Linked DNA regions of Homo sapiens: region 1 is linked to region 2. A link is an interaction called in ENCODE POLR2A ChIA-PET data of the cell type or tissue named here. Cell type or tissue: HepG2. All regions are shown on one strand. Each heading gives the region's core, and the rest is flanking DNA. Links, peaks and the distances in the headings are about the cores only. Region 1 holds the start of GPR89A (G protein-coupled receptor 89A). Region 2 overlaps CD160 (CD160 molecule).

What was found. ChIA-PET counts read pairs that join two places held together with the same protein. Peaks named below come from ENCODE experiments on the same cell type or tissue, not always from the same donor. Only the 100,000 strongest peaks of a DNase experiment are listed, where the experiment ranks them.
Region 1: POLR2A ChIA-PET joins it to region 2 with 6 read pairs; 3 of 35 experiments call an interaction of 5 or more read pairs at or near these places.

The regions. Positions count from the first base shown.
Region 1 is chr1:145,601,236-145,617,154 of GRCh38, forward strand. It overlaps GPR89A (G protein-coupled receptor 89A), which reads left to right and starts at 6,753. Exons shown (of 14, transcript NM_001097612.2): 1 at 6,753-6,940; 2 at 14,999-15,058. The coding sequence starts at 6,899. It also overlaps the pseudogene NBPF25P. RefSeq lists silencers at 6,551-6,680, 7,021-7,070. In HepG2, for the core only: no CTCF peak of the experiment used is centred there; no DNase peak of the experiment used is centred there; H3K4me3 peaks cover 1,076 bases.
Region 2 is chr1:145,727,782-145,743,700 of GRCh38, forward strand. It overlaps CD160 (CD160 molecule), which reads left to right. Exons shown (of 6, transcript NM_007053.4): 3 at 475-619; 4 at 2,963-3,289; 5 at 8,216-8,353; 6 at 10,705-11,507. The coding sequence starts at 547. The coding sequence ends at 10,712. It overlaps RNF115 (ring finger protein 115), which reads right to left. Exons shown (of 9, transcript NM_014455.4): 9 at 11,087-15,919. Among named protein-coding and RNA genes, the nearest start is that of CD160, 16 kb to the left of the region's middle. In HepG2, for the core only: no CTCF peak of the experiment used is centred there; a DNase peak (open chromatin) is centred at 2,450.

The DNA of each region.
Region 1 (15,919 bases), core at 7,250-12,249, 120 kb before region 2:
ATTGGTCTTTATTAATATAAAATATAATATGCAACAAAGACACACTACGAATCATTTTGCACTGAAAAATAAGGCACTGGACTGTATGAAGCTCTCAGAAAAAATGGAGATATGGACAGAAAAATAGTAGCAATAAAAGACTTCAGTCCTTGACGAATTGATAGAAGACAAAAATAGAGAGGACCTAAATGTAATTTACAAGTCTGATTTAATGGATATGTAATGAAATGTTAAACAAAATATTTCCTATGTCTTGGAGTTTCAGTAAGGCTACATAACCAAGGACAATAAATGCTCAATGTCTACACTTTCTAAAAAGTGGTACAAAGCACAATCTAGAATTCCTTAAAAAAAAAAAGTAGCCCCTAAATGGTCTTGCAACTCCTAGCTCACAATCCACCTCTGGGTTATTTAAGAGAAAGATAAGGGTTAACTGATAGGAGCAGTCTTTGAAGAGAGTTGTCAGACTAGAAGAAAGAGCTGTGGTGTTTCTCATCCCCTTCTCTCATTCCCCTCCAAGTGAGGGGCTCAAGGAAAACCTCTGAGACTTTCTGGGAAGCACTTGCTGGGAGGGAGGCCTGACCTCTTTCTCACTAGTCATTAGTGGCCTATTAGTCTGCAGAAGTTCACAGGCTCACCTCTGGCTGCCACAGTAGCCAAGCTTGCAGGAGCTTGATGTGTGTCTTCAGAATTTGCTGGGACATAGACACGGTGACCTTCCCTTGCCCAGGGAAAATTGTAGGCTTGAATAAGTGTTTCTTGTGGGCCAAATTCTTCACCATCATATTATTATAGTAAACACCACTAAAAAAAAAATCCAAAAGGTAGATTGGTTAAGTTACAAATGACATAACCATATGATGGAATGTTATTGAGTCAATAAAAATGTTATAAAGTATTTGGCACAAGAAAATATTCATAATATACATTTTTTTGAGACAGGGTCTCACTCTGTTGCCCAGGCTGGAATGCGGTGGTACAATCACAGATTCTTACAGCCTCAACCTCCTAGGCTCAAGCAATCCCCACACTTCAGCCTCCAGAGTAGCTGGGATTACAGGTGCGCACCACCATGCCTGGCTAATTTTTTTTTTTTTTTTGGTAGAGACAGGATCTCCCAATGTAACCCAGGTTGGTCTCAAACTCCTGGGCTCAAGTGATCCTCTCACCTCGGACTCCCAAAGTGCTGGGATTACAAGTTTTAGCCACCATGCCTGGCCTATAATACTATAATATATTTCTTTTTTTTTTTTTTTTTTTTGAGATGAAGTCTCACTCTGTCACCCAGGCTGGAGTGTGGTGGCACAATCTCAGCTCACTGCAACCTCCGCCTCCCAGGTTCAAGTGATTCTCCTGCCTCAGCTTCCTGAGTAGGTGGGATTACAGGCATGTGCCACCATGCCCAGCTAATTTTTGTATTTTTAGTAGAGACGGGGTTTCACCATGTTGGCCAGGCTGGTCTCAAACTCCTGACCTGAAGTGATCCGCCCATCTTGGCCTCCCAAAGTGCCGGGACTATAGGCGTGAGCCACCATGCCCAGCCCCATAAAATATTTCTAAAATGAAATATAATGAAAAATATATAACAACATAGTATACTCATTGTCTTAGTTCATGCTATTATAACAAGATACCCAACATTAGGTGGCTTAAACAACAAAGTTTTTAAAATTTTTTATTCTTAAGTTTTGTGGGTGCATAGTAGGTGTATATATTTAACAGCCATTTATTTCTCACAGTTCCAGATGCCAGAAGTCCAAGATCAGGGTGCCAGCATGGTCACTTCTTGGTGAGGGCCCTCCTTCTGGTTCACAGACAGCTGCCTTCTCACCATATACTCACCTGTCAGAAAGAGAGCGTGCTGGTTCCTTCATCTCCTTGGAAGGGCACAAATCCCATCATGGGGCTTCACTCTCATGACCTCGTCTAAATCTAATCAGCTCCCAAAGGCCCTCCTCCAAATACTATCACATCGGGAACCAGGGCTTCAACATATGCATTTTGCGGGTACACAAACAGGATCCATTTTTTCAATATTGGATCACTAGGAGTCCATAGCACTCCTCCAATTTTGGGAATCCAAAATTGTGATCCAATTTTGGGAAAATCAAAAGGTATATGTGCGTTCGTGTGGGTATGCATCACGTTAACCAAGAATAAGAATGAATATCCCAGACTTTGGAAATATGCCAGTGTTGTACTCCTTTGCAACTGTCTTAACATTACGGTGGCAAATCTCAATCCAGTGGTAAAGATGGGGACTTCTTTAAAATAAGCAAATGTCCCTGCTGGTAGTTATCCCAAGAAGAGGTCAGTCCTGGAGCAAGAAGTGGTGGGGCAGTAGGGAGAGCTTTCTGCTCTGCCTGAGCACAGACGGCAGGGGACCAGAAGTTTGGAACAGTTCATACAATAAGAATATGAACATCCTTTACTTTGAACTTCAACTAATATATTCCATTTTAAATTTAATCTCTACATATTCTTCCCCTTTGTTCACAAAATATATGGATCAAATTCATTCTGCATGATAATTATATCAACAGAGAATCCCAAAATTAGTTTTAATAAATGGAAAAAGTTGGTGTTATATATTTCAAATAATGCCACTGAATCTTTCCAAATTTGAGAGCTCTACGATCATCAGTCTTTTCAGTATAATTTGAATAATTGACAACCAAAACTTTTAAATATACATTTATAAATATTAATAAATAAATATACATTGAAACTAATGATGAAGGAAAACTGAATGTAAACTCATAATAATAATAATAATGGGTAAAAATTGTTGCATACTTACTATAAAGTGCTTATTTTCCTGAGGGCTTTATGTATATTACTTAATCTTCATAATAACCTTATGAGATAAGATACTATTACTATCTCTATTTTTTAGATGAGGAAACTGAAGTACAGAGAGTTTAGTAACTTGCATAAAACCACACAACTATTTAATCTTCTTTCCTCAGGAACACGACCTCAAGAACAACCAAGCACTTGATACAGAGCTGACTCTAACTCATATGAACCAGTCAAGGCCCTGGACAAGGCGGTGCATACCAAGTCAGCACCAAGGTCAATATATCCAAAATGAGATTGTATAAGAGGAAAGGACTGGAATGCACCTCCAAGAAGGTCTGGAAAAGTGAGAACCAACTAGGGAAGAGGTTCAAAGTAGACTCAAGGAAGATGAAGGGGAATTCTTGAGCCAAAGCGCAAGTGGTTGGAAAAGATCTTTAGGCTTCCTGAGGCTATAGAGTGAGCATATCTAGAGAAAGGGTGCGGGAGTGGAAAAAAGCAAAGAGCAAAGCTAGCACCACTCTGGCCCTCAGTCCCCTTTCTCTAGACAAATCGGAGCTGGCATTTTCCTAGTGTGAAGGTGCTAACTCACTCTAGGAAAGTTTTGAGATGGGGAGCAGAGTCTCACAACCAGTCCCCAGTCAGTATGCATAAGAATCTCCTGGGATGCCGTTACAAATGCAGATTCCTTCTTAAAAAAAAATTGAACTCACAAAAGCAGAGAGTAGAGTGGTGATTACCAGGGGCTGGTGGGGGATAGTCGGGTGGGGTTGGAGAGATGTTGGTCAAAGGATACAAAATTTCAGTTAGATAAGAGGAATAAGTTCAAGAGATCTATTGTACAATATGGTGACTGTAACTAATAAAAATGTATTGCATTTTTGAAAATCTCTGAGAGTAGATTTTAAGTATTCTCACCACAAAAATAAATATCTGAAGTAATATATATGCTAATTACCTTGCTTTAGCCATTCCACAATGTATACATATTTCAAGATATCATTTTATGCATGATAAATATATATAATTTTTATTTATTAATTAATTGACTCCTAGATTCCTCCTGGGAGTCACTTTCAGAAATCCCAAGTCCACTGGTCTACATTAGGACTTATGAATCTACATTTTAAATAAGCTCCCCAAGTCATGAGAGAACCACACTTTGAGAAAACTGCACTTATATATTTTCTAGGTATCAAGTATAGATACTGTCCATGGGACCATTGGGAAATAAACACTTTTCCTCTGAATACTTGGGGTTTCCTGTCCAGCTTACACTGGTGACTTAGTGGGGCACACAGGGGAGTTCAGAGACTCAGTGAACCTGGCACAGTGGGCAAAACTACAAGATAGGTTGTCTATCCATGAAGGGAGACAGCGGGAGTAGGATGCCACGGAATTGGTGATACCATATGTCTCAAACGATCCCAGACTTACAACTGCATGTGAATCTACAACTATGTCATAATAAGTAAAAAGTTTCAAAAGAAAATCCCTAACAGAGATCATCCAGCCACTGGCATGGGCAGGTGCTATGTAAGTGCACGGAGAAGAAGTACTAGGGTGTTTCCCAGGGATCTAATGTTAGTGTCAACTCCTGGGCCCAGTCCTTTGCATTAATTTGGAGGAAGGGGATGAAGTAGTTAGCTGTCAGTATGTGGATGGTGCTGGGAAGTGTGAGAGTACCGTAGGTATGAACACTGCAGTTGCTATGAAAAAGGACAGTAAAGTGGTGTGAGCAAACACTCATCCAAAGGACACAGACTGATCATCTTGTCAGTTGACTCTTTGTAGCACATCTATGGGACTGGCTGTCAATCTCTGGATGAGTGGCAAACAATGGCTACTAGTTATGAACATGACATATTTTGAAAAGCTCCCTTGGAAAAAGCACAAACTGGGGACTCAGAGCCCAGATGGTGTGACTGTCCATGGAGGCAGAACCAAAAGATCCCACTATTCTAAGAGGATGGCAGCAGCTAGAGTGGATCGGGAGAATATTACCAGCAGTAGAGATGGGAGGACAAGCCATTTTAGTGTCAGAGTCCACCACCAGCAGTACAGACTTGCTTTGAAAGGAGAGTCAATTGGATACTAAATGCAGTGCGAAGGTTTCTAAAGACATTCCTCAATCAAAATCAGGGGATAAAGCAGTCGCTTGAATCACCTAGGCCTGTCCTTTACCTGGACACAAGTGGTACAGTAGGGAGCATTCTGAATAGTGTCACCCAAAGCTTTGCATAGGCCTTAGGCCAGCAGGTATTGCACACCTTTCTCTGCTATTCCTCGTTACTGATATTCTGATCCCCACTGTGCACCCCAGTAAGCCACCAAGGTAAACTGCTTGCCTTGATAGTCTCTTTCAGCACTCTGCACTCTACACACTCTTGAATGTCAGTTAGGTGCTGTTATGTGGGAATCTACCTGCTTACCTAATAGATATAGCCTGGACACAAAGTTCTCTGGTTTATGACACTCCCATTGTACAGCTGCCTCCATAGCTCCTTGAAATTCTGGATCAGGGATTGGACATCTGACAGGTAGTTTTGACTGCTTGGTATCACAGAGTTCAATCCAACAAAAGGAAGACATGTTCCCTTGTGTATAATGAATCTGCAGATCACTTATTCAAACTATAGTAGTCTGAACTCAGATGCTGGATGTCAGGTCCCCTCAGGATTGTCTTCCTGCGTCTTGACTGCAGCCACTCCTACACAGGGTGATTTCCTGGGCTGGAGCCAGTTTGCAGGACTATGAGACTATATAGACTACAAAGCCTAGCTAGGCCCCAGGTCGGCGGCAGAGTAAGCCCCACAGCAATGCGTTAAGCCTTCATGAAATGAGTGTTGAATGAATGAGGTAGTGATTCAGTGTATATTTGATCCACTGCAATAGGTGGGAAGGGGGCAGAGGCAGCTACTTCCTAAAATAACCCTTCTTCAGACTCTTAAAGAACTGATCCTTGTTTTGAATTAAAATCTATCTTCATTTAACTTCCAGTCCTTTGCCCTACAGATAATTCGTAGCGCCACATCAGTTCTACCCATTCTTTCACATGAAGACAGATGTCATGTTCTGAGTCATCTTTCTTCGCCTCCTTCCAGCAGCCCTTATCTGGTGGCTCACATTTGAGCGAGCTCCAATATGTCTCTGTAGAATCTCTCTCTTCTTTTTTCTTTTCTTTTTTTTTTTTTTTGAGATGGAGTTTCGCTCTTGTTGCCCAGGCTGGAGTGCAATGGCGCGATCTCGGCTCACCGCAACCTCCCCTCCCGGGTTCAAGCGATTCTCCTGCCTCAGCCTCCCTAGTAGTTGGGATTACAGGCATGCACCACCACGCCCGGCTAATTTTGTATTTTTAGTAGAGACAGGGTTTCTCCATGCTTGTCAGGCTGGTTTTGAACTTGCGACCTCAGGTGATCCGCCCGCCTTGGTCTCCCCAGGTGCTGGGATTACAGGCGTGAGCCGGCCCGGCCTGTAAAATCTCTTCAAAGTGTGGTACATGGAGTGCAGTACTCCACCTGTGGCCTGACTGATATGCAGTACAATATTATCACTAAATTGCTACAGACAGTGTGCTTTTCATTGTTGTCACAGAAATGTATTTGGTTAGTTATATTTGTTCATATCTCATCTGACTTTCCAGTCTTCCCTCACTTTGTACAGTCATATTTGCCGAGTCAAGTAAAAGTTATAACATTTAGGACACAATGCCCGACTTACTATAATTACCATTATTATCTTAGGATCATTACAAAACAGAATTACCACTTAGCTCTCAGGCCCTACCTCCTTCAGCCTCAGAAACGTTAACGCTACCTTGCATTGCTGCTTTTAGCACCGCCCCTAATAAGCCCCGCCCCTGGGGCCTCCGCGGCGGGAGCCTAGCGTCCGCCCCACCCACCCCGAGCCCGAGGCGGGGCTGTGGATGTAGACGCTGATTGGCTGACTGGGGCGCAGCTTGATGGCGTCGGGCTGGAGAGCCGCAGTCCCGGCTGCAGCACCTGGGAGAAGGCAGACCGTGTGAGGGGGCCTGTGGCCCCAGCGTGCTGTGGCCTCGGGGAGTGGGAAGTGGAGGCAGGAGCCTTCCTTACACTTCGCCATGAGTTTCCTCATCGACTCCAGCATCATGATTACCTCCCAGGTGAGTCACCGCCTCCCGCCCCGACACCCGTCCGCCTCCCTTTACCGAATCGCCCTCTCCGGTCCTCCGCGGTGCGGGCTGGTCCGGGGTCTCGCTCCTCTCTTACGCGTCCTGCGCTAGTCACTCTGGCACCCAGAGAGGGTGTGCGATTTGCTGCGGCCGGTTCCCTCAGCCCCGGCTGTCAGGAGACTGGCCTGCGGCCGTCCGCGTCCCCACCCGGCATCCATCCCCGGAATTTCGGTCCACTTTTGGAAGCGGTCCGCCGACCTCCAGGCTAAGAGCCGGCGCCGCCAGCTAAGGCGGCGGTTCTAGGAGCTCCTCGAAGCTTCCGGGCTGCGCCAACTGATCCTGGACTGGGGAAGCCTGTGTGGTTCTGGGCGCGCGGTGTGCGACGCGCCAATACTGGATACTGAGGACACGTCAGTGCAGGCTTTGCTGTTAGATGTCAAATCCTGAATCCGGGTGTGGAGAAATTTGCTGCTTCAAAGTATCAGTATAAGGTAATACCTGTGCTTGAAAGTATAAGGTTTCGTTTTTGCACTGACACCTCGTCCTTTATCCTCTGCTTAGTTACCCACCTTTTCCGGATGTTTTTCTGACCCTCATTTCTTCTCCATTGGCCACCTTCATTTGTTTGTACAGTCAACAAACATTTATCGACCATTATATAAAGCTCTGAGCGTAAAAACATGTAAGACACTGTCTCTGCTCAATAGAAGTTTCGTCTAGTTAGCCTCTTGCTTTTACCATGTAATCTATTGTTAATTATTGTTTCTTCCTAGCATTCATCATAGCACTGGCATCATTTATGTCTGTGTTTCTGATTTTGTTTTTTGAGATCCTGCCTTGTTCATAGCTGTATCCCCACTTCCAAGTGCAGGCATTCAATAAATAATTGTTGGCCAATATTTGTGAAGCTCAGACTGCCTGTTGACCTTCTTCCCCCCATCTTTCCAATAAAGATTTTGTGTGTGTGTGGTTGTTTTTACTTGTTCTTTCTCTCAAACGGCAAATAACAGAAGCAGTTACCTTTGGGGGCTTAAAGTGAACTAAATTTGTGTTCTTTGATTCCGTTTTTGTATTGCTTCATCCTAATACTCGTCTCCGTAGAGCGGAGCATTGTCCTTTTCTCTTCAAAAACTTGTTTACAATATTTAAGAAAATAAGAAAGAAGGAAAAGCCATCCATAATCCTACCACTCTAATGCAATAGTTTTTTCATTTTTAAAATTTACCACCTTTTCTATAGTTTTCATAAGTATTGTTTTTATTGGCTGCATAATATTCAAATGTATTAATGTAAAAAAACCTAGACATGTAACTCTTCTGCTTAAAACCTTTCTAAGACTACCCAGTGCCCTTGGTGACAACTCAGGGTTATTTTTAGCCTTAGTACCAATTTAAGAAAAATAACAATATTTAATTAGCTTTTCTTTTCATTTAGAATAAAGATAAGAATGTCAGTAGAAAATTGGCTTTGCATTGCAGCCTCTACGATTTTTAGCATGGATATAATTGATACGTTGAACCGAGGAAGTGGCTTTCTAATTTTGTATGCCTTATAATCATAGACTTTCACTTCACACATGCATCCACATGCAGTAATTAATTGTTAAACCTGGTTTTTACAAATGTGGAAGAAAGACCCAAAGATTCCTTTGCATGGAATGTTCTCTGTTCAGATATTTATGTGGCTACTTTATCATCCTTTCGGTATTAATAAAAATGTCGCTTTAGGAAGGTCTTACCTGACACCCTGCCCACAACCAAAGTAGCTTTCCATTTCGGCTGCCTTCTTCCTCATTTCCATGTTTTATTTTCTTCTTGGCATTTATTACTATGGTTCATTTGTATATTCATGTGTTTGTTATCTGTCCATGAGGTCCAAGATACTGTCTGTCTTGTTCTCTCCTGTATTCACCAGCATCTAGATCAGTTGCGGGCACATAGTAGAGTTGTAGTGAATATTTGTTTAATAAAAAGCACCTCTCTAGAGAGGTGTGGTTACCTTGGAAACACCACCATTGCCCCCTGCGCCCCTCCCTGCTCATTTTTTCTGTTTTGTATTAACTGAAAGGTTTATTTGAAATGAAATCTGAAATCAGAGGTCACGTATTCAATCTTGCTCACCACGGCACAGGATGAAGTTCAAACTCCTTTACATGGCTTTTCAGGTCCCTTATTGATGGGACCCTGGCTCTTCTCTCTTCAGCTGTGGCTCCAATTTATTCTTTAGACTTCCTGAACTTCTTTTAGTTCCCTAACCTGGCGATGCTATGGTGCCTCCAGATTTCCACACAGTGTGTTTTCTCTTTCTGGGCCTTTTCCTCATATCCCTCCCCTTCTTTAAGCCTTCAGATCTCAAGTTGAACATCCAAGAAGCTTCCCCTAGACTGGACTAGATGTCCCTATACCTACTGCCATAGTACCCTTCACCTACTTCCCCTGTAACAACACTACCACATTGTTTGGTAATTACTTGTTTATCTCCTCCATAGATTATAAACTCCTTGAGAGTAGCATTCATGCTCTCATTTGCCATTCTATCCCTTGGACCTGGCACATATTAGGCACTAATAAATATTTGTTAAATGATTAAAAGGGTGAATAAATGATCCAAGAAAGGTGTCTTTTATAGTTAATTCTTTAATAACTGTCCTGCTGATGGCCATCTTTTTTTTTTAACAGTAGCTAATTTTCAACCCAGAAGTCACTTTTTTAAAAGCAACTGTTAACTAACTCATGTTTTGAGCCCTCTATACCGTCATAAGACTTATCAGTTCCAGAGTACACTCTTAAGTCCTAAGGTCAAGACTCTGTACAATTCTGAAAGTATCAAGTCTCATTTTTAATAAGAAGCTATACGCCTTCCATTTTATTTGCAAAGCTATTTGAAATTGCATTTTGCTTCTGCTTTCTTTTTGGATCCTCTATAATCTTGCCAGAATTTGTGTTTACTTGGATGTAAATGAATTCTCCAGCTACTTGTGTGTGTGTGTGTGTGTGTAGTTTAAGTCTTTTTTTTTTTTTCAACTTTTATTTTATTTTAGATTTGGTACTTGTGCCGGGTATATTGTGGGAGCTCAGGTTTGGGGTACAAATGATCCGGTCACCCAGGTACTGAGCATAGTACTCAATAATTAGTTTTTCAACCCTTCCCCCTTCTCCCCTCCCCTGCCCCCAAGTAGTCTCCAGTTTCTGTTTTTGCCATCTTTATGTTGGTGAGTACCCAATATTTAGCTCCCACTTAGAAGTGAGAACATGTGGTATTTGGTTTTCTGTTCTTGCATTAATTTGCTTAGGATGATGGCCTCTAGCTGCATCTATGTTGCTGCAAAGGACATAATTTTGTTCTGAAAGTCTTTTTAAGCTTTTCTTTTTCAATGTGAAAGGAGGCCACAATGAAATATTAAAGGTATATATCTGTTTCTCTTTTCTTCCATTCCCCTCCCCACCATATAAACTTAAAATTTTTGCTTGTTTTCTCTTCCATTTCATAGCAATCTTGGTGATTTTTTTTTTAATCATCCATTTCCACTATACATACCACCCTCAGTCCTAACTGCCCAACTTCTCTGTCTTCAGTCGTGGCTTCATAAGTCATATAAATATGGTCTCTAAACTCTGAATTTACATCTGTCTCCACCGGTAAATATTTATAATAGCCAAAGGATATCCTGGACATTTTCTCCTAATCTGTTTGACCCTTTCCTTTTCTGCTTGATCTAGATGCTTGGATCCAACTTACTTTCTTACACCCTCTTGTTCGTTTACCTTCATGTATATATAAGTCCACACTTGGATCACTGCTATAGTTTGTTTACTACTAATACAGAGGCCTGAAGGCTACTATAGAAAATCACATAGCTGTGTAGTTTGCCAACGCCAGGAGTTTAACCCTCAGCTCACTGAATTATTCCTTTTCTTGACCTTAATCAGCTACTTGTTTCATTCCCCTCAAAGTTTCTCCGAATCTTTGTCACTCTCCTCAAAGCTCCTTTTTCTAACTCACCTCTCTTACTCTTAGCAGATAACCTTGCCTCGTACTTACTCAACAAAAGTGAAGCCAAAAGGTATGATCTCCTACTATGAATACTTTCTGCATTTTAATCTAAAAGGTTATCTGTGTTCACAACCATTCTTACCTCCTTTCCTCCCATTTCAGAAAACGGGGTTCCCCTACTCCGGTTTAAAGCCATTCTACCTACCTTTGATCTTAGAGTAGCGTATTTTGAAGTGGTTAAAAGCACAGATTTTCTAAACAGACAGACTCAATAAGAGCTGAAAAAATAATATTTAAAAAAAAGCACAGATTTTGGAGTCAAACAAGCTTGAGTTCAATCTTGATTCTGACACTTACTATAAATTGATTAACTTCTCTAAACCTCATCTTTCTCCGTGAAAATAGGATAATCAAACCACTGTACTGAGTTTTTAATTATTTTTATAAGATTATAATGCTAAGTACTACTTAGAGAGCCTGTAGTATAGTAAATGCTCAATAAAAGTTACCTAATCATATTAATAATAGTATTATCAGTTTATCCTCTAGTATTCCACCATCCTTCTCATCTTTTTCTCCTTACTTGACTGCTTTCTTTCCCCTTGGCCAATAAACTTTCCCTTTATTCCACATTCTTCTCTAGCCTATTATCTAATGTTTTCTTTTTTTCTCATTCCTGGCTCTCCCTAGAGTAATTTGCATTTACTGTCCCCACTGCTTTAGCTCCCATTCATTCTGACCTGCTACACTCTGGTTCCTGCCTCTACCTCACTATTCAAAATTGTTTTCCTTATCCTCTAGTGTTTTCTTCTTGGCACATTGCTCTCCTTACTCTAGATACTATTCCCAGGTGATCTCATGTACTTTGGTGGTTTCAACTCATAGGTATATCTTAGACCTGCCTTCACAATCTGTCTTTTATTCCAGATACTTGCTGGATATCTTGATCCATCTTGCTGGCTGTCCCTCAGGCCCTTAGTGTGTTCAAAAATGAGCTCATCATTTTCCCCATCCTCTGCCCCCTTTCCTAAACCTCTTCTTTCTCCAGTATTCTTTATATAAATTGGGTAGCTTCACTCTTCATCCTGTATTCCAAACTAGTCATCCTTGACTTCTCCCTGTTGATTTTACCTTCTAAATAGTTCTCAAATCTGTTTTCTCCTCTTCTGTCACCAAATGTCTTAATTCAGGGCTTTATCATCTTTCATCTGAATTCCCATAACACATTTCTATAATGTTTCTCTTTCTACACTGTTGTTTCCTTCAAGTGTGTCTTCCATACAGCCACCATACCGCTCTATATAATATAAAACAAATCAGACCATGCCATTTCCCTGCTTAAATAACCCTCATCACCTACAGACTATAATCTAAGCTCCTTAGGGTGGCCTTCAAAGCTCTCAGTGATTGGACATCCACTCCTCCTGTCTAGCCTCATTTTTAACCTCTTCCTTCTTTGAATTTCATCTTCTAGCAGCACCAAACCATGTGTAGTTCCCGGCATATACCATGCTATTCACTCTGCGCCTTTACTCATGCCCTTTGCTATCTGGAAAGCCCTGTCCTCCTACCCCTACCACCTGTTTTTACCCTACCTGATTCGTTTTTTGTTTGTTTGTTTTGTTTTGAGACAGGGTTTCGCTCTGTCACCCAGGCTGGAATGCAGTGACATGCTCACAGCTCACTATAACGTCTACCTGCCAGGCTCAAGTGGCCCTTCCACTTCAGCCTCCCCATAAGCTGGAACTACAGGCACGCACCACCATACCTAGCTAATTTTTGTATTTTTTGTAGAGATGGGGTTTCACCACGTTGCCCAAGCTGGTCTCGAACTCCTGGGCTCAAGCGATCTACCCAAAGTGCTGGGATTACAGACGTGAGCCACCATGTCCAGCCTCCCTACTTGATTCTTATTCATCCTTTGAGAGGATGGTTTTTATGTTAGGGGTGGTGGAAACCTTTGACTGTGTGATGAATACCTTGAAACCACTCTAGAAAAATGCACATAACCCCAAAATGTGCATACAATATCAGGTTTTAACCCCAAATTAAAACTTCCTTCGGCTCGGGCATTATCTTCTCCAGAAAATCTGTCCTAACCCCTTACAGATTGGTTTGGTCTCCCTCTTTCATATTGTTTTACAATATCATGTATGTATTTCTATCATTGCACATCCATATTATGTTATAATTATTTATGTACTGTCTTCACTATATTGTGAGCTCCTAGAGGGTAGTAACCATCCTATTCATCTTTGTATCCTCAGCACTTAGCATAGCACGTAGGAGTTATTACAGAAAATTTAAGATTGAATGCTGAAGAATAAACCATCTTTTATGTAGACCACTTAGCCATTCAGCAAGCACTTATGGAGAGCCTGCTACGTACCAGGCTTTGTGCTGGATGCCAAGGATACAAAGATTACAAGACAAACATGGTTTTTGTCCTCATAGAGCTTATAATCTAATGTCAAAAAATATTTAAATCACACATTACAAAACTGTATGGTAAGCACTTTGATGAGGGAAGTACAATGTAAAACAGGATTATATAAAAAGCAATTTATCTGCATTTGGGAGGGCAGAGAGGGCCTTCCAGGGGGAGTAAATAGCATAACTGGGAGAGGGCTAGAGAGAAGTTCCTTTCAGAGGACATCTACACAGGTCTCGATGTGAAAGAATATGGATCTAAAGAACCAAAGAAGTTCCAGGGGGCTGAACACATGAGTTTGCTAGGCAGCAGGGGCATGATAAGAAGCTAAAGTAGTCTGTGCTAAACTACTGAGTTTACACTTGCTCAGTAAAGTAGTCCCTAGAAAGACATAAAATCATTTTATTCATAAAGGTCCTAGCCAGTTTAAGAAGAAAAGAGTAGTTGTGTCAGTGTGTATGTATAGAAAGTTCTGTTTACTACAGACCAGCTTTATCAGCTGTCATGTGGCTACGGTCTCTGCCAGTTTGAAACAAAACTGACGAAAGAGGGATCCTGCAATCTCTCGGCTTTACATTGAGATGAAAACCACTTTTATGTAGATTAGGCAGGATGGTGGAGAAGCTAAGAAAACTCTCTGAAGGAAACAGATATAAAAAATATTAGGCTTTCTACTACTCCTCTAATTTTGGTCTCAACTCCTCTCCCCTGAAGTTTTTATTTTTTAAATTAATTTATTTTTATTTATTTTTTGAGACAGGGTCTCACTCTGTTGCCCAGGCTGGAGCGCAGTGGTGCAATCATGGCTCACTGCAGCCTCAACTTCCTAGGCTCAGGTGATCTTCCCACCTCAGCCTCCCAGGTGGCTGGGACTACAGGCACACCCCACCACCCCCAGCTAATTTTTATGTGTGTGTGTTTTTTGTAGAGACGGGTTTTCACCATGTTGGCCAGGCTGGTATTATTTTTAAATACTTGCAATCAGGGATCATCCATAAGAAGCAAGTCTCACTCTGACACCTTTTCTTTTTTTTCGAGACCTAGTCTCACTCTATCACCCAGGCTGGAATGCAGTGGCACGATATTGGCTCTCTGCAACCTCTGCCTCCCAGATTCAAGCGATTCTCATGCCTCAGCCTTTGGAGTAGCTGGGAATACAGGTGCCCACACCCAGCTAATTTTTGTATTTTCAGTAGAGACGGAGCTTTGCCATGTTGGCCAGACTGGTCTTGAACTCCTGGCTTCAGGTGATCTGCCCACCTTGTCCTCCCAAAGTGCTGGGATTACAAGTGTGAGGCACCGTGCCTGGCCACTGACTCCTTTTCTATTTGCAAACTTCTCTGGCTCATATAATGATTATCATAAGATTATGGCAAAATATGTACTTCCATTTTTGTCTTAAAGCATACTCTGTAACATGGATAACTTCAAAACTCCAAGGGCATTTAAAAATTTATTTCCAATGTCATGAGCTTTAATAATAGGTCTTATAAGAGTGGATCTTATCTTTAATCCCTGAAATAAGTTAACCGTCTAGTTAGCAGACCTTTTATCATAAAAGAGTTTCTATAAAACATTTCTCAAAAGAAAATATGTATTGACATTCTATTTTCTTTCTCCTCCAGATACTATTTTTTGGATTTGGGTGGCTTTTCTTCATGCGCCAATTGTTTAAAGACTATGAGGTGAGAAGAAATCATTTTGTCATACTTACACTATATGATTTAGATTGACAAGAAAAATGTCTCCATTAAAGAAACATTATGTTCATTTCCAAGATAGGAAGCTTTTACCAAATAAGTACTATATAACTATTAGATTGCAGAATATAAGTAGACTTAATTGATTTAAAAGGGGGGAAAAAAGGCAAATCAAATATAGCCCAGAAGTTAGGAGCAAGGATTATGTCTTAGTCATATCAGGATATGTACCAATAGCAAATAGTTATTCTGTAGGAGAGAATTTAATTCATAATGTCTCACAAATGTTCCCTTTCATTTGTCTATCTGGCCCTGAATTGCAAACCTTATATTATAAGTTAATACCAAAATCCCAAGGCTATCAGGGGAACCAGTCCCCAATATTTCAACATAGGTTCTTTCTGTTTTCCTTAAGTGTCGGCCGGTCTGAGAAATAAAGAGAAAGAGTACAAAGAGAGAAATTTTACAGCTGGGCCTCCAGGAGTGCCATCACATATTGGTAGGACCGTGATGGTGACTCCGAGCCACAAAACCAGCAAGTTTTTATTAGGGATTTCAAAAGGGGAGGGAGTGTACGAATAGGGAGTGGGTCACAGAGATCACATGCTGCAAAGGGCAGTAAAATCACAAAGCAGAGGCAAAAATTAGAATTACTGATGAGGGTCTGTGTCCCACTGTGCACACATTGTCTTTATAAACATTTTAACAGGAAATAGGGTTCAAGAGCAGACAACCAGTCTGACTAGAATTTACCAGGCTGGAATTTCCCAATCCTAGTAAGTCTGAGGGCACTGTAGGAGACCAGGGTGTATTTTAGTCCTATCTCAACCGCATAAGACAGACACT
Region 2 (15,919 bases), core at 498-5,497:
CCTCAACTTCACTAATCATGGAAATGCAACATAAAGCAGGTCTAATTTTTCATCCATCAGATTGGCAAAAATGTTAAAGTACAGATAATACCCAGAGCTAGCAAGGGCACGAGGAAATGTACACTATCAAGCATTCTTGGTGAACATCTGATTATCAACAGCCTTTTTGGAGAGCAATCTGATTATAGTAGAAAAAAAGTTTTAATCATCATATTCTTTGACGCAGCAATCCAATTTAACTTAAAAAAATATATATGAGAAAATAGCCTTTAGTGTCTCCCTATGCCCCTCCCTCCCCGGCTCCCAGTGTATCTCACTTGGTTTACCGCCTCACTTCCCAGCCAGCTGGACTCTCATGCCCAAGCCCTCCTCTACCTCCATCATACTCTAGCCAATCAAAGCTAGAGCCTGGGATGGGGAAATGGTCTTGGAACCCTGGAAGGCTTTGTCTAGTGGGTCCCCCTGTGCTTTTAGGAGACTGAAGCCAAGGATACCAGCAGAGCCAACATTTGCTTCAAGTTCCTGGGCCTGCTGACAGCGTGCAGGATGCTGTTGGAACCCGGCAGAGGCTGCTGTGCCCTGGCCATCCTGCTGGCAATTGTGGACATCCAGTCTGGTGGTGAGGATAGACCCTAGAGCAGAGACGGCCATGGGGAGGATCCTGGGCTTGTGGGAAGGGCTGGATCCCGTGATTTTCTCTAGTGGGGAAACAAAGGACTCTTTTTTTTTTTTTTTTTTTTTTGAGGGAGTCTCGCTCTGTCACCCAGGCTGGAGTGCAGTGGCGCGATCTCGGCTCACTGCAACCTCCGCCTCCCATGTTCAAGCAATTCTGCTGGCTCAGCTTCCCGAGTAGCTGGGACTACAGGCTTATGCCGCCACCGCCGGCTAATTTTTGTATTTTTAGTAGAGACGGGGTTTCACCATATTGGTCAGGCTGGCCTCGAACTCTGCCTGACCTCAGGTGATCCTCAGGCGCCCGGCTGACTCACTCTCCTTGACATTAAGGAAAGGGTAAAGAATATATTGTCTTTTTCTTTTTCATTAGAACTGATACTATTGCCTCTCTATCAGACACTCTGTCTCTGCTATATGTTTCAAAGAGCCTGGCAATCTGCGCCTCAACCTAAGATTCCTTTAGGCTCTTATATACTATAAATTTATGAAATCCAGGTTTGAGATCCAGATACTGCAATCTTCATTAACTTCAGCAGCTAGTTTAACCACTCTGTGCCTCAATTTGTGTATTTATAAAATGGGAAGAGTAATACCTGCCCTCTATGGCTATACTGAGGATTTGATATACAGAAAAGCACTCTAACAGAGACCCTATAGAAGTTCCAGCTGGAAAGTAGAAATAAAATATAAACCATTTTGGAGTGAATCAATGGCTGGGATTGCAGGTCTCCCTCAGATATGGGTCTTGGAAGACCCATATCTCTTACTCTTGTAGGAGAATGGCATTCAATATGCAGGGGGCAGCCTCCATCTCTGCCTCTTCACCGTTTTCATGAGAGTGAATTTAGTTTACTATGTATACCAAGGGGAGTCTTAAAAGGAAAAGCAAGTCATAGCGGATCAAGCTGCCAAGGGAGTGGGGGAGGGGGCTGGCAGCCTCAGCATCTGCCGGATGAGTTTTCAGCAGAGAGCTGGATTTAACCGAGGTTGGGGTTTTGCGAGGATCCATCACAGTAGGAGTAAAGCTAAGGGAGCTGAGGGTGGATATAAGGGAGAGATTATAATAATGGACTACAAAATATAAACTACAGAAGGAAGTGAAGTTTGAGGAGAGTGAGGGGCAGTACAAAGTTGGCAGGGCCAATGCATTGCAAAATTAGGTCAGAGACACCCATCGAGCCAAAACATCCTGGGTTAACCCAACTATTTTCTCCACTTCTGTATCCAGGTTACAGATTACTTACAGGGAAAATCAAGTGGGCAGACTGGCACCATCAGAGTCATGGTCTTTGGATATCAATGGTCCCTCAATAATTAGTCTGTTTCTCCAGTCCATTCTCACTCCATTTCCACACAGTGGCTGTTTTTAATCATCTCTGGTATTTCTGTGGTCTCTCTCATCCTATATTTCTTAGAAAAACTTTTACTCATCCTTCAAGTCAGCTCCAGCACTAACTTCACTGTGAAGTTTCCCTGATGCTTCAGACTCAGGAATCTCTAAGATTCCTCAATTATAATAACTGTGGAATTAAATTGTAACTTTTTGCTAATTTGTTTTTACATTAGGCTTTAAACTCTGAGAGTGGCCAGGCACAGTGGTTCATGCCTGTAATCCCAGCAGTTTGGGAGGCAGAGGCAGGAGGGTTGCTTGATGCCTAGAGTTCAAGACTAGCCTGGACAACATAGTGAGAATCTGTCTCTACAAAATAAAAAATTAGCCAGGCATAGTGGTGCATACCTGTAGTGTTAGCTATTCGGAAGGCGGAAGCAGGAGGATTGCTTGAGCCCAGGAGTTCAAAGGTGCAGTGAGTTACGATTGTGCCACTGCCCTCCAGCCTGGGTGACACAGCAAGACCTTGTTTTAAAAAAAAATTTTTTAAATTAAAAATCCCCGGTCATCTAATGGTTAGGGGAAAAAAAAGTTCTGACAGTAGGGCTCACGTCCTAGTCCTCATAGCCCCAGCAGGGCTTGGCAGAGTGAATACCTAAACGTATTTGTTAAGTGGAGGAACAAATAAACCTATGAATTAATGGATGCTTTGAGCATATTATTTAGTCCCTTAATTTTCATTTTCCAGATGAATAAACTACTGCCCAAGGAGTTAGGTAACTTGCTTACAGTCACACAGCCATCGATAGAGCTGGAATTTGTATTTCCTGTCTGCCAGCACTACTGCCAGGTTCTGCTTCAGTCCTTCCTTGAAGACTTCTAGTGATAAGGAGCAGTTACGGTGAAATTCACAGAATGCTACCTGACCTCTGGGTAATTCTTCCCTTTCCATTCCAGGATGCATTAACATCACCAGCTCAGCTTCCCAGGAAGGAACGCGACTAAACTTAATCTGTACTGTATGGCATAAGAAAGAAGAGGCTGAGGGGTTTGTAGTGTTTTTGTGCAAGGACAGGTCTGGAGACTGTTCTCCTGAGACCAGTTTAAAACAGCTGAGACTTAAAAGGGATCCTGGGATAGATGGTGTTGGTGAAATATCATCTCAGTTGATGTTCACCATAAGCCAAGTCACACCGTTGCACAGTGGGACCTACCAGTGTTGTGCCAGAAGCCAGAAGTCAGGTATCCGCCTTCAGGGCCATTTTTTCTCCATTCTATTCACAGGTGAGTGCTCAAATACTCCTAATGCCACCAGGTGGGACAGTGAGCAGGGTTGACAGTGGAGATGTAACCAGATAGTTCAGGTCCTGGAAAGGCAGTTTCCTTCTTCCTCAATCCTTTTCCAACATCCCCATTGGCAGATGCTGCCTTTCTTCAAAGCGCACACACAAACATAATCTCATTTTGTCTTTAATTTTAGAACTCTTACTTGGGGTGGCCATTGCATTTTTACTGACAGGGAGATGGTGACACAGGGGTTGAAGAGACTTGTCCAGTGCTACTCACTGGTGAAAGTAAAAACAGATAGAAATTAGGCTTCCTGGCCAGGCATGGTGGCTCATGCCTGTAATCCCAGCATTTTGGGAGGCTGAGGTAGGCAGATCACCCGAGGTCAGGAGTTAAAGATCAGCCTAGCCAACATGGAGAAACCCTGTCTCTACTAAAAATACAAAATTAGCCGGGTGTGGTGGCGCATGCCTGTAATCCCAGCTACTCAGGAGGCTAAGGCAAGAGAATCGCTTGAACCTGGGAGGCGGAGGTTGCAGTGAGCCGAGATTGTGCCATTGCACTCTATCTTGGGCAACTAGAGCGAAACTGTGTCTCAAAAAAATAAAAAACAAGAAAAGAAAAGAAAGAAATTAGGCCTCCTGATTCCCAATTCAGAACTCTCCCAGAAATGTGGCTATATTTCTAAATTCAGGCAGACAACGAGATTAGGTTTGAGATAATATGGGTGTCTGTCTTAAGGAGCATTTAGTTGGAGGAAACAGAAACCAATTCAAAGTACCATAGATTAAAGGAGGAAAAAATAAAAAAGTACAGCTGGCCCTCATGAGTTCTAGCTCCTGGAATCAGAAACTAGAAAGGGGACAGGACGCAAAACAGTTACCGTTTCAAACTGTGAGGCAGCAAGGCCTCTGGCTTCTGCATCTGTCTTTCACTCTATGCATGCTCCCCCTGCTCCATTACTACTTTGGCATATCCTAAATATGGCCACTCCAGCCCCAGCTTTAAGTGGCTTCCTTAAGTCAAATTGTGCCCAACAGAAAGTGTCTCTCTGTGTAACTATATTCCTAGACAATAGAGCAAGCCTTCAAAATTCTGTGGGAAAAAAAAAATTTACCTAGAATTATATATTCAGCCAAACTATAAACCAAATGTAAGGAAAGAAAAAAGACACTATCATGAGATGCAATGACTCAAAAAAATTTGCCTTCCATGTGATCTTTTCAAAGAAGCTACCAGAGGATGTGCTTCAGTAAAACAAGAAAGTGAATCCATAAAGGGGATAAAATGACATACAGGAAACAAGGAGTCTAACAAGGAAGTTCTAGGCTGGACACAGTGGCTCATGCCAGCACTTTTGGAGGCCAAGGTGGGAGGATCACTTGAGCCCAGGAGTTAGAGATAAGCCTGGGCAACACAGGGAGACACCATCTCTAGTGGAAAAGAAAAAAAAAAGGAAATTCAAGAATTAAAAAAGGGCAGTTAGTCCAGAAGAGAGCAAGAGAAAGACGACTCTGGAAGGGAGATCTCTAGGAGGTAAAAATGGAATCGACATATCATCTTTCTAAAGGCCCATTAAAGACCCAATAAAAAGATTAAAGAAATGGATATGGAAAACTCTGCCAGTAAAAAAATAAAATCAGGCTCTAGAAAAAACTAAATTTTACAAAAGAAACATAGCGCACAACTTGATTTTGCAAAAAATAACACAGAATCCAAATTATGTAAACATGACTAATTTAAATAAAATTTGTGGTACAATTATTTTTAGAAGAATGCAGAGAAGGAAAATGGGTGAAAGTATAATCCTCATCTACTATATTCTAGCACATCTTCATCTACTGTAGCAGAAAGCCAATAGAAAATGTCTAAATTTTATCACTAGGAAGCAGCAATATGAGCATATTATTTAGGAATATAATAAGACATCTCGAAGAGTTGACAGTGGTTGTCTCAGACAATAAGCCTAGGAGGACAAAAGGGCACTGCTATTATTCTCTATGAACTTTTACAACTATCTTACTTCTCCATGAACTTACAACTATCTTACTTTTTTTTTTCTTTTTCTTTGATTTTTTGAGACAGACTCTCACTCTGTGGTCCGGGCTGGAGAGCAGTGGCGTGATCTCTGCTCACTGCAACCTCCACCTCCAAGGTTCAAGTGATTCTCCTGCCTCAGCCGCCCAAATAGCTGGGACTACAGGCACACGCCACCACCCATCCAACTAATTTTTTTTGTATTTTTAGTTGAGACGGGGTTTTGCCATGACGGCCAGGCTGGTCTCAAACTCCTGACCTCAGGTGATCTATCCGCCTCAGCCTAGCCAAAGTGCTGGGATTACAGGTGTGAGCCACCGTGCCTGGCCTATCTTACTTTTTAAGAAAAACAAGTATAAATTACCCACTCACCACCCTCCCCCCATGAAAAACTGGCCCAGAGCCTTTGAACAAATGTTTCTAATCACCTCCTATGGTTCCTAGTTAATTCAAATTTTCAACTTGTTTAGTTTGACTGACTTTGTTCCTTGCTTCCTGGTGTCTTCCTGTCTGACCTAGCTATAGCATTCAGCACTTCTGACTATTCCCTCCTTCATCAAACTGTCATCTCCAGTGGCTTCTGTGACTGTACTCCCCTGGCTGTTCTACCCACCTGGCTGTTCTTTTGTCTTCTCTATTTCCTCCTCCCACCTCTCAAACATGAGTATTCCCCAAGACTCACTTCTCACCCCTTCAACCTTTTCTCTTTACTCTCTCTCCCTAGTTCTCATCTACCCACGATTTAAACCAGCATCTCCCTGCAACTGACCAGCAAATCAACTTCTCCAGCTTGAACACCTTTCCTAAGTTTTAATTAAACGTTTAAACTAAAAACTGTACTCCTAGCTCCTGGATGTCCCACCATTTCCTCAAACTCAGTATCAAAGCTATCCTCCTGAGACCCTATTTCTGTTCATGACGGAGTCAACTTTGGTTCCTCCTTTTTTCTTAACCCCCAATTCAGAGAGTTACTAAGTACTGCTGTTCTTCCGCACAGCAGTACTTAGTGGGGAAGAATAGCAGTACTTTGTTATTCCTTTCCTTCCAAAGGTGTTTTTCAGGTCTTCATCACCTCACACTTAACATATTCCTATAGTCTCCTAACTAGTGAGTCCCTTGAGTTCAGCAACTGTGCCCTAGTCACCTTTGTATCTCCCACACCTACCACAGGGCCTAGCACTGAGCTGTTGCCTAATGGTCCAGCAACTCTAAATACTGTTTCTGCCTCCAATCCATTCTACATACTACCACCAGCTTGTCTTTCCAAAATGCTAATTTGTACATGCCACATCACTCAAAGTTTTAATGGCTTCTCACTGTCTATGGAATAAAGTCTAAATTACATTAGCCTGGCACTAGAGACTCTATAGCATTTCATTCTATTTATGTGAATACATTGCTTCAGTTAAACTGCACTAGTGGATACTCCTCTTTCATTCATCTAACAAATATGTATTGTGCATCCCAGGCCCAGCGCTATGCCTTGGAGAACAGAATGAGGTATAACACAGTCCTTGCTCCTTATAACCTAAATCCTGTTCTCCTAATATATTGTTTTAGTTGTGAAGATTCTCCCTAAGGAAGAATGCTTTTCTCATCTTCTCAGCATATTTAAGTATTAGAGTCAGCACATCTAGATGGTTCCCCAAGTGTGGAAATTAGGTGCATTTTGGAAGGTAAAACTAGTTAAGAAGAGACAGGTAATAAACAATGTCAGGGTGGGTGGTGGCTCACGCCTGTAATCCCAGCACTTCAGGAGGCTGAGGCTGGCAGATCATTTGAGATCAGGAGTTCGAGACAAGCCTGGCCAACATGGTGAAACCCTGTCTCTACTAAAAATACAAAAAATAGCCGAGTGTGGTAGCACGCACCTGTAATCCCAGCTACTTGGGAGGCTGAGGCAGGAGAATCACTTGAACCCGGGAAGCAGAGGTTGCAGTGAGCCGAGATTGCGCCACTGCACTCGAGCCTGGGCGACAGAGCCAGACTCTGTCTCAAAAAAAGAAATAATAAAATAAAATAAAAAACAATGTCTGCCATTTACTGAGTGCTTACTGTGGGCCAGGCATTGTGCTAAGTGATATTATATTATTTAATCTCCATGGTCTTTTGAGCTATTGTCCTGTGATAACTCAAGCTTGAAGATAATTTATGTTCATCCAACAGTAAATGATGGATAAAAATCCAGATCTAGTCCAGGTGCAGTGTCTCATGCCTGTAACCCCAGCACTTAGGGAGGCCAAGGCAGGTGCATCACTTGAACCCAGGAGTTCGAGACCAGCCTGGGCAACACAGTGAAAACCTGTCTCTACAAAAAATACAAAAATTGGCTGGGCGTGGTGGCACATGCCTGTAGTCCCAGCTACTAGGGAAGCTGAGGTGGGAGGATCGATTGGGCTCGGGGCATGAGGCTGCAGTGACCCATGATCATGCCACTGTACTCTAGCCTGGATGACAGAGCAAGACCCTGTCTCAAAAAAACAAAAACAAAACAAACAAACAAACAAAAAAAACCCAGATCTATTCCAAAAGGGCAAGATTTTAACTTATGCTAGATTGCTTGAACCACTCTAGAAAATGGGGCTATTTGGGGATACCCAAGTCCAAGGCGACTAAGCTGTTTCAGCTATCTCTGTGGCAAAACTTTAGAATTACTTTAAGATCTATCTGCATCCCTAGTGTCTGACACACAGGAGATTCTATACTTATTTATGGCTGCCTAAGTACATCATCATTACCCACAATGTTAAAAATACTTATTTGGGCAACGAATTACAGAGGGAGGAATCCTTGGAGATCATAAAAGAGATGTTATGAGATGATGCAAAAGGAGATACTGATGATTTCTGAAACCCTCCCCTGATCCATGATTCTCTTTTGAACCAGAGACAGGGAACTACACAGTGACGGGATTGAAACAAAGACAACACCTTGAGTTCAGCCATAATGAAGGCACTCTCAGTTCAGGCTTCCTACAAGAAAAGGTCTGGGTAATGCTGGTCACCAGCCTTGTGGCCCTTCAAGGTATGTCCAAAAGAGCCGTAAGCACCCCAAGCAATGAGGGTGCTATTATATTTCTGCCACCTTGGTTATTCTCCAGGAGGAGAAGGTTGGAAAGGATGTCCAGGGGGAGAGAAAAATGTTACTCAAGCCCTGGCTATCCACAGGAAAGTTCAAACCAGTTTCACTGATCCAAAGGCACTAAGGAGGAAGACAGATAAATCAGACTTTTCAATGGGTAGGAGGTAAGACTCATTAGGAATGAAGGCCTGTGAGAGAGGCAAGTTAGTACAACTACCTCTACTCACTGCATGAACAGAGGGCTACAAGTTGAAGCAACAGATTTTCAGCTATTAGAGGAAGAAAAGGCAAGAGACAGACTTGGTTTGGAGATGGGTTTTGAACAATGCGGCTCCTCAGCAAAGGCTGATGGCCAGATTGAGTATATTAAACACATGTAGCTGAGTCCTCTGAAAACCATTTACCAATATAGATTAGCGTTTTCCCTATTAGATAACAAAAAGTGAAACTTCCAATAATTTGTCATAACGTTTTTGCATAACAAGCAACTGATTCAGGTTTTTGCCTGGCCTTGGCATTCTTAACTCCATTTTATTTAGGCATTCCTCAAATCAATAACTACCACTGTTTTGAATGGCATCAGAATGTAAGCTCTATATATATGTAAGGACTTTGTCTTCTTTACCCCAACGAAAAGTCCCACACATATGGCAGGCTCTTAATAAATTTGTTAAAAAACCTGTATGATGAATCAGATGCTTTACACATGATGATTCTAACCTTATACAACCCTTGCAAGCAAACATCCCCTGGTTACTCATCAGGAAACAGACACAAGGAAGTTAAATAGGGCCTGGTGCGGTGGCTCACGCCTGTAATCCCAGCACTTTGGGAGGCCAAGGCAGGCAGATCCTTTGAGCCTAGGAGTTTGAGGCCAGTCTGGGCAACATGGCAAAACCCCAACTATACAAAAAAATACAAAAATTAGGCATGGTGGCACACAACTGTAGTCCCAAGCTAAGGCATGAGGATCACCTGAGCCCAGGCTGGTTGAGGTTGCAGTGAGCCATGATCATGCCACTGTACTCCAGCCTGGGTGACAGGGTGAGACACTTTCTCAAAGGAAAAAAAAAAAAAAAAAGAGTTAATTGTTGCCCGTCACAGCAATTAATACAGATCCTTCTCACTCTAAAACCTTACACTCAGTAATGATCTACTATATGCAAAGCACCTCTTACATCCTTCACCACCCCATTCATTCTGAGATTGACTCCTCCCCTTTCCAGAAACAGGACCACCTAAACATTCCCTATTCCAGTCCCTTATTTGCAAGTCATCAAAAGAAAACAGAGATTTCAAAAAGAAAACAGAGACCTTATCTGTAATCCTTGGTAAGGATCTTCCAAATTTAAGCCTATGCCAGTTTTCAGGAGGAAACATGAATATGAAACAGTCTGACCTTTAGACATAATTTTTTGTTGACTTTAAATTCCCTTGGTTAGGCCACTGTAACCAGTAAAATAAATTTTATTTTAGAATAAAAATTATAAAGGGGAAATTGAGTCTAGCCATACAACCTACTACTAGTTACTATCTTTGATTCCCAAGTCATCCTAGAGCAAAAAAAAAAAAAAAAAAATCATCTCTGGCCTTTTTTTCCTTTTCCACTCAGGTGAAGAGAATGAGCTTTTGAATCCAATTTTTTGTTTTCTCCTATATTCAATTCAAGTAGCTTTAAAGTTAACCAAAGGAAAAAACCAAAGCTCAATATTTGATTAAACGAGAAAATATACACTACTTAGAAGCTTTCTTTTCTTTATCCTTCTTCCCCAACTCAAGGCTTAGTAGAATTATTGAAAGAGGTAGTATTCAGTAGAATAGTACACATGCTTTTTCAGGTCCAGAAACACCACATAGGTCAAGTTATCATGCTTACATGTGGGGAAAAGGAGGAGGGAGTTTCCTGGACCTCTGTGCCTCTCTCAGCTCATGAACTAGTTTCAGTGAATATCCTTGTCTTACCACTGTGCCAACAATTCAGAGCTATACGTGGAAAACCTACCTTCAACTTTTTGAGTGGCATCTATTGCTTCTTTGATTGTTCCTTCCAGCAAGGAGCGATCAAAGGCTAGCCCCCTTCCCACTCCCACCAGAATCAGATTTGCTCAAGATTACAACCCTAATTTAGTAATAAGATGCAATACATAAAATAGTTCCCACTTTCCTTTTCCAATCCCTTTACAGTCATGAGGGCCTATCACGCACGCATCTCAGGACAGGTGAGACTTCATTATATCAGGTATTTTGTTGCTATTCTAAGTTATAAGGCAGTAATACAAACTTTCTTTCCACAGCTTTGTAAGCCTTGTGCCAAAAGAAACTTTTAAAACAGCTACAGCAAGATGAGTCTGACTATGGCTTAGTATCTTTCTCATTACAATAGGCACAGAGAAGAATGCAACAGGGCACAGGGGAAGAGATGCTAAATATACCAAGAATCTGTGGAAATATAAGCTGGGGCAAATCAGTGTAATCCTTGACTTTGCTCCTCACCATCAGGGCAAACTTGCCTTCTTCCCTCCTAAGCTCCAGTAAATAAACAGAACAGCTTTCACCAAAGTGGGTAGTATAGTCCTCAAATATCGGATAAATATATGCGTTTTTGTACCCCAGAAAAACTTTTCCTCCCTCTTCATCAACATAGTAAAATAAGTCAAACAAAATGAGAACACCAAATTTTGGGGGAATAAATTTTTATTTAACACTGCAAAGGAAAGAGAGAGAAAACAAGCAAAGATAGGTAGGACAGAAAGGAAGACAGCCAGATCCAGTGATTGACTTGGCATGAAAATGAGAAAATGCAGACAGACCTCAACATTCAACAACATCCATACAGCACTGCTGGAGGAAGAGGAAGATTTGTGCAGACCAAGAGCACCACAGACTACAACTGCCCAGCTTCATCTAAATACTTGTTAACCTCTTTGGTCATTTCTCTTTTTAAATAAATGCCCATAGCAGTATTTGGAGTCTTTTCTTTTCTCCTAAATCCACAAACTCTCTTCTTTCTCTTTGGACAGATGACCTCTTGTCATAGTTAAGCAGAGAGTGGGCAGGATATTCCTGATAGGAGGAACTACATGAATAAAGGGGTAAGAGCACAGAAATTTAGCTACAGCTCCATGGTGAGCCATTAAAAGGAAAGAGACACTTTACCTGTGCTCCTTGGCAAGGACCTGCCAAATGTGGGAGCTAAGGTTTGTGGGAACGGAAAGAGATATGGCTGAAGTAGATGAGTAAGACTCTTATTAGTGATAGTCTTGAACCTCAAACTAAGGATTTTAGACTGTATCCCATGGAGATAAAAGGACTAGCCATGGAGGCAAAAAGACCTGGATTCAAATTCTGGCTCTGCAACATACCAGCTATTTGTCATTGGGCAAATGAATTTTTTTTTTTTTTTTTTGAGACGGAGTCTCACTCTGTTGCCCAGGCTGGAGTGCAGTGGCATGATCTCAGCTCACTGCAACCTCCACCTCCCGGGTTCAAGCAATTCTCCTGCCTCAGTCTCCCAAGTAGCTGGGATTACAGGCATGCACCACCATGCCTGGCTAATTTTTGTGTTTTTGGTAGAGACGGGGTTTCACCATGTTGGCCAGGCTGGTCTCAAACTCCTGACCTCAAGTGATCCACCCGCCTCAGCCTCCCAAAGTGCTGGGATTACAGGCGTGAGCCACCTCACCCAGTGCAAATGAGGTTTTGAGATGCTATTTCTGTTTACCTATCTGTAAAAAGGGATATTGCCTATTGTATCTTCTCTTTCCACAGAATTGTTCTGAGAATCAAAATGAGAGTCTGGATTTGGGACCTAGAGCCATTTGAGTTCTGACTCCAAAGTCTCCAAAGCTTTCTCCACTACATCACATTCATCTTAATCTTTCTCTACCTGTTTTAAATAGTTAGTTCTGTGTTTCTAACTAAATAATAAACTCACATAGGTAGAGATGTCTTTTGTTTTTACTATTCAAATAATCTTCTGGAGCTACTCAACATTATACAATCACTGGAAGTCTCAGAAGATATATCCAACTATAGGAAAAGTTTCAGCCATTGTACTATACTAATTATAGTCCACATATAAAAATCTGTGACACATAATCACAGAAAGGAAACATCACTGCCCAAGTTTATGAAGACATTTAAGAGCATCAGATTACTAGCTCTGACTCAAACTAAGCGGAATATATACAAAGCAATCCCACTTTGTACATACCAACTGAGTCTTGCTTCTAAAGAGTTTATTTACTCTGCTTATCTCGAGACTTGGTTAAACAGAAACTTAAAATACTTGTGTCTTGGCTTTCAAAATGTGTTGATACAATTGCCTTCAAATAAGCCTACAAATTTTCATGCATAATAGGTGGTTTTCTGGACACGCATCTTAGCCCCAATCTGTATGAGTGATTCACAAACACGGGTTTTGAACCTGTGAGGCCATGAGGTTATCAGAAGGAATCTATATACCATAATCTTCAGCCTGAATAAATATCTTTCAAATATTTGTATATATTTCAATTGGATGTAGATTCTGGTGTGACTAATAAATTAACTTAAAAGCATTACTGAAATCATAGCAGCTTTTTGTTATGTATTCTTTAATCAAAAATACTAATAATATGGCTATCAAGTTGTTGGAAGGGAATCTAATAATTTGGGGGTTTTTGTTTTGAGACAGGGTCTCTCTCTGTTGCCCTGGAGTGCAGTGGCACAATCTTGGCTCACTACAACCTCTGCCTCCTTGGTTCAAACGATTCTCCCTCCTCAGCCTCCCAAGTAGCTGGGACTACAGGTGCATGCCACCACACCTGGCTAATTTTTGTATTTTTAGTAGACATGGTGTTTTATTGTGCTGCCCAGGCTGGTCTCAAACTCCTGACCTCAAGTGATCTGCCTGCCTCAGCCTTCCAAAATGCTGAGATTACAGGCATGAGCCACAATGCCCAGCCAAGAATCTAATAATTTTTGGATCTTGAAAATTGTATTTCTTATTAGAAAAAGTAAAGAATCACAGGCTTACATCCTATGATCACAGATCTAAGTGTTCTGGTTGAAAGAGGAAGAAGAGGCAACATACAAACTACACTTCTGTGGACACCAAGTGTAGTGTGGCAGGAAAACATAAAGTTTGCATGTATAAAACCTTAAAAGTTGAATGCCTACAATGTACTTGTCTGTGGCAGGTATGAGAGATCGAAACCTTACAATGTCAATGGGATCAGACAAGGGCTCTATTTTGATCCTGGAAAGCATCACCAGCTGTATACATTGTATTCTATGCATTCTATTTTAAACCCCTGGAGCAGCTCAGTGGCTCGCTGGCTGAATACTGAGACACTGACATTACTGCAGGCTAGGATTTCCCCCTATAGGACAGCCACTTGTGATACTTACCCCATCAAAGTTTTCCTCCATCTTACTGTGACAGAACCTACATGAGATTCATTCGGGAAATTCTCAACAAGAGGACTCTATCCTATAAGTCGTCCCCAATCCCCAGATCTCCAATGGATTATTCTTGTAAACAGCACTTTTACCTTCCGATCGCTCTACCACAGAGGCCAAAAAGGGTTTTCCCCTAACATCCAAATACCTATTCAGATACCAGCCCTGCTCCTTCTCTTAAAATCTGTCTTCTCACCTGGGCGTGGTGGCTAATGCCTGTAATCCCAGCACTTTGGGATGCTGAGGTCGGTGATCACTTGACATCAGGAGTTCGAGACCAGCCTGGGCAACATGGCAAAACCCCATCTCTACTAAAAATACAAAAATTAGCTGGGCATGGTGGCACGTGCCTGTAATCCCAGCTACTTGGGAGGCTGAGGCAAGAGAATCGCTTGAACCCAGGAGCGGGAGGTTGCAGTGACCTGAGATCACGCCACTGCACTCCAGCCTGGGCGAAAGAGTGAGATTGTGTCTCAAAAAAATAAAAATGTGTCTTCCACTTCTTAAACCCCAAAGCTGTTTTGTTGTTGTTGTCATTTAAAACAGACACAGACTATGCTTCCCTCCTGATTTATTAAGACCGACATATTTAATTTGCATTTCTTGAGGGAATAGCACCTGGAAACCAGGGAGAAAGAAGCTGAAGCATGCAGGTCATGAATTATTCAATTTGGTGTCAATAATTTGTCAGAAAAATTAAAAAAAATCAATAGATAACCGTATTGTAGTTCAACTGATTATAATATAGAAGCAACGGATAATGAACACCCTTTCCTCAAAGTCATTTATTCTCAACCTTTGGAAATGATTACGTTTTTACCTCCAGTGAATCCCTTCATCACAGAGAATAACAGGGTACCAGCCCAAGCCAACAGTGCCCCATACCAGAGAACTCAGGGAAACAAAGACCCTAAAGGTTATGTACAATGAGAGAATCAGACTGTGAGGCTCCAGCTCTCTTCTGTATCCCTGCTCACTTTACCTCAGTGCACACCATATCCCTTCTTCCTCCATTGTGAAATGTGCATACACGTGTTTGTCTGTGAATATATAAATATCTCTATTTACACATATATACATATATAAAAATGTGCAATACAAAGACATAAGCAAGGAGTTTTTCCTAATAACTATTTAATCAGAGACTGATTGGAGAAAAAACAAGTTCTTCCCCTCAAATTTTCCTTCTAACTTGAGAACCAATTCCTGGACCAATTCCTGCTCAAAGAAAACATTTAAGAAGCACCTGTCGGCTGGGAGTGCTAGCTCACACCTGTAATCCCAGCACTTTGGGAGGCCGAGGCGGGTGGTCACTTGAGGTCAGGAGTTTGAAAACAGCCTGACCAACATGGTGAACCACTTCTCATAGAGACACATTATTAACTTGGTGAAACTTAATTGGGATGAGGAGCACTCTGTATACATGTATCATTTCTGTTTTTCCTCATTGTGATGGTTAATCTTATGTGTCAACTTGACTAGGCCACATGATGCCCAGATATTTGGTCATACAGTATTCTGGGTGTGTCTGTGAAGGTGTTTTTGGAAGAGACTAACATTTCAGTCAGTAGACTGAATACAGCACATGGCCCTCCCTAATGTAAGTGGCCCTCATCCAATCAGTTGAAGGTCTGAATAGAACAAGTAAGGGAGAAGTCCTCCTGCCTGACTGCTTGAACTAAGACCTCAGTCTTTTCCTGCCTCTGAACTGGAACAGAAACATCAGCTCTTCTAGGGTATCCAAGCTGGCCTTCAGACTGGAACTACACCATCAGCTCTCCTGGATCTCTAGCTGGCCCACTGCAGATCTTGGGATTTCTCAAACTCCATTATTGTGTGAACCAATTCCTTATAATAAATCTCAGGCTGGGCATGGTGGCTCCCGTCTGTAATCCCAGCACTTTGGGAGGCCACGACTGGCAGATCACCTGAGGTCTAGAGTTCAAGACCAGCCTGGCCAACAAGGTAAAACCTTGTCTCTACTAAACATATAAAAAATTAGCTGGGCATGGTGGCAGGTGCCTGTAATCCCAGCTGCTTGGGAGGCTAAGGCAGAAGAATCGCTGG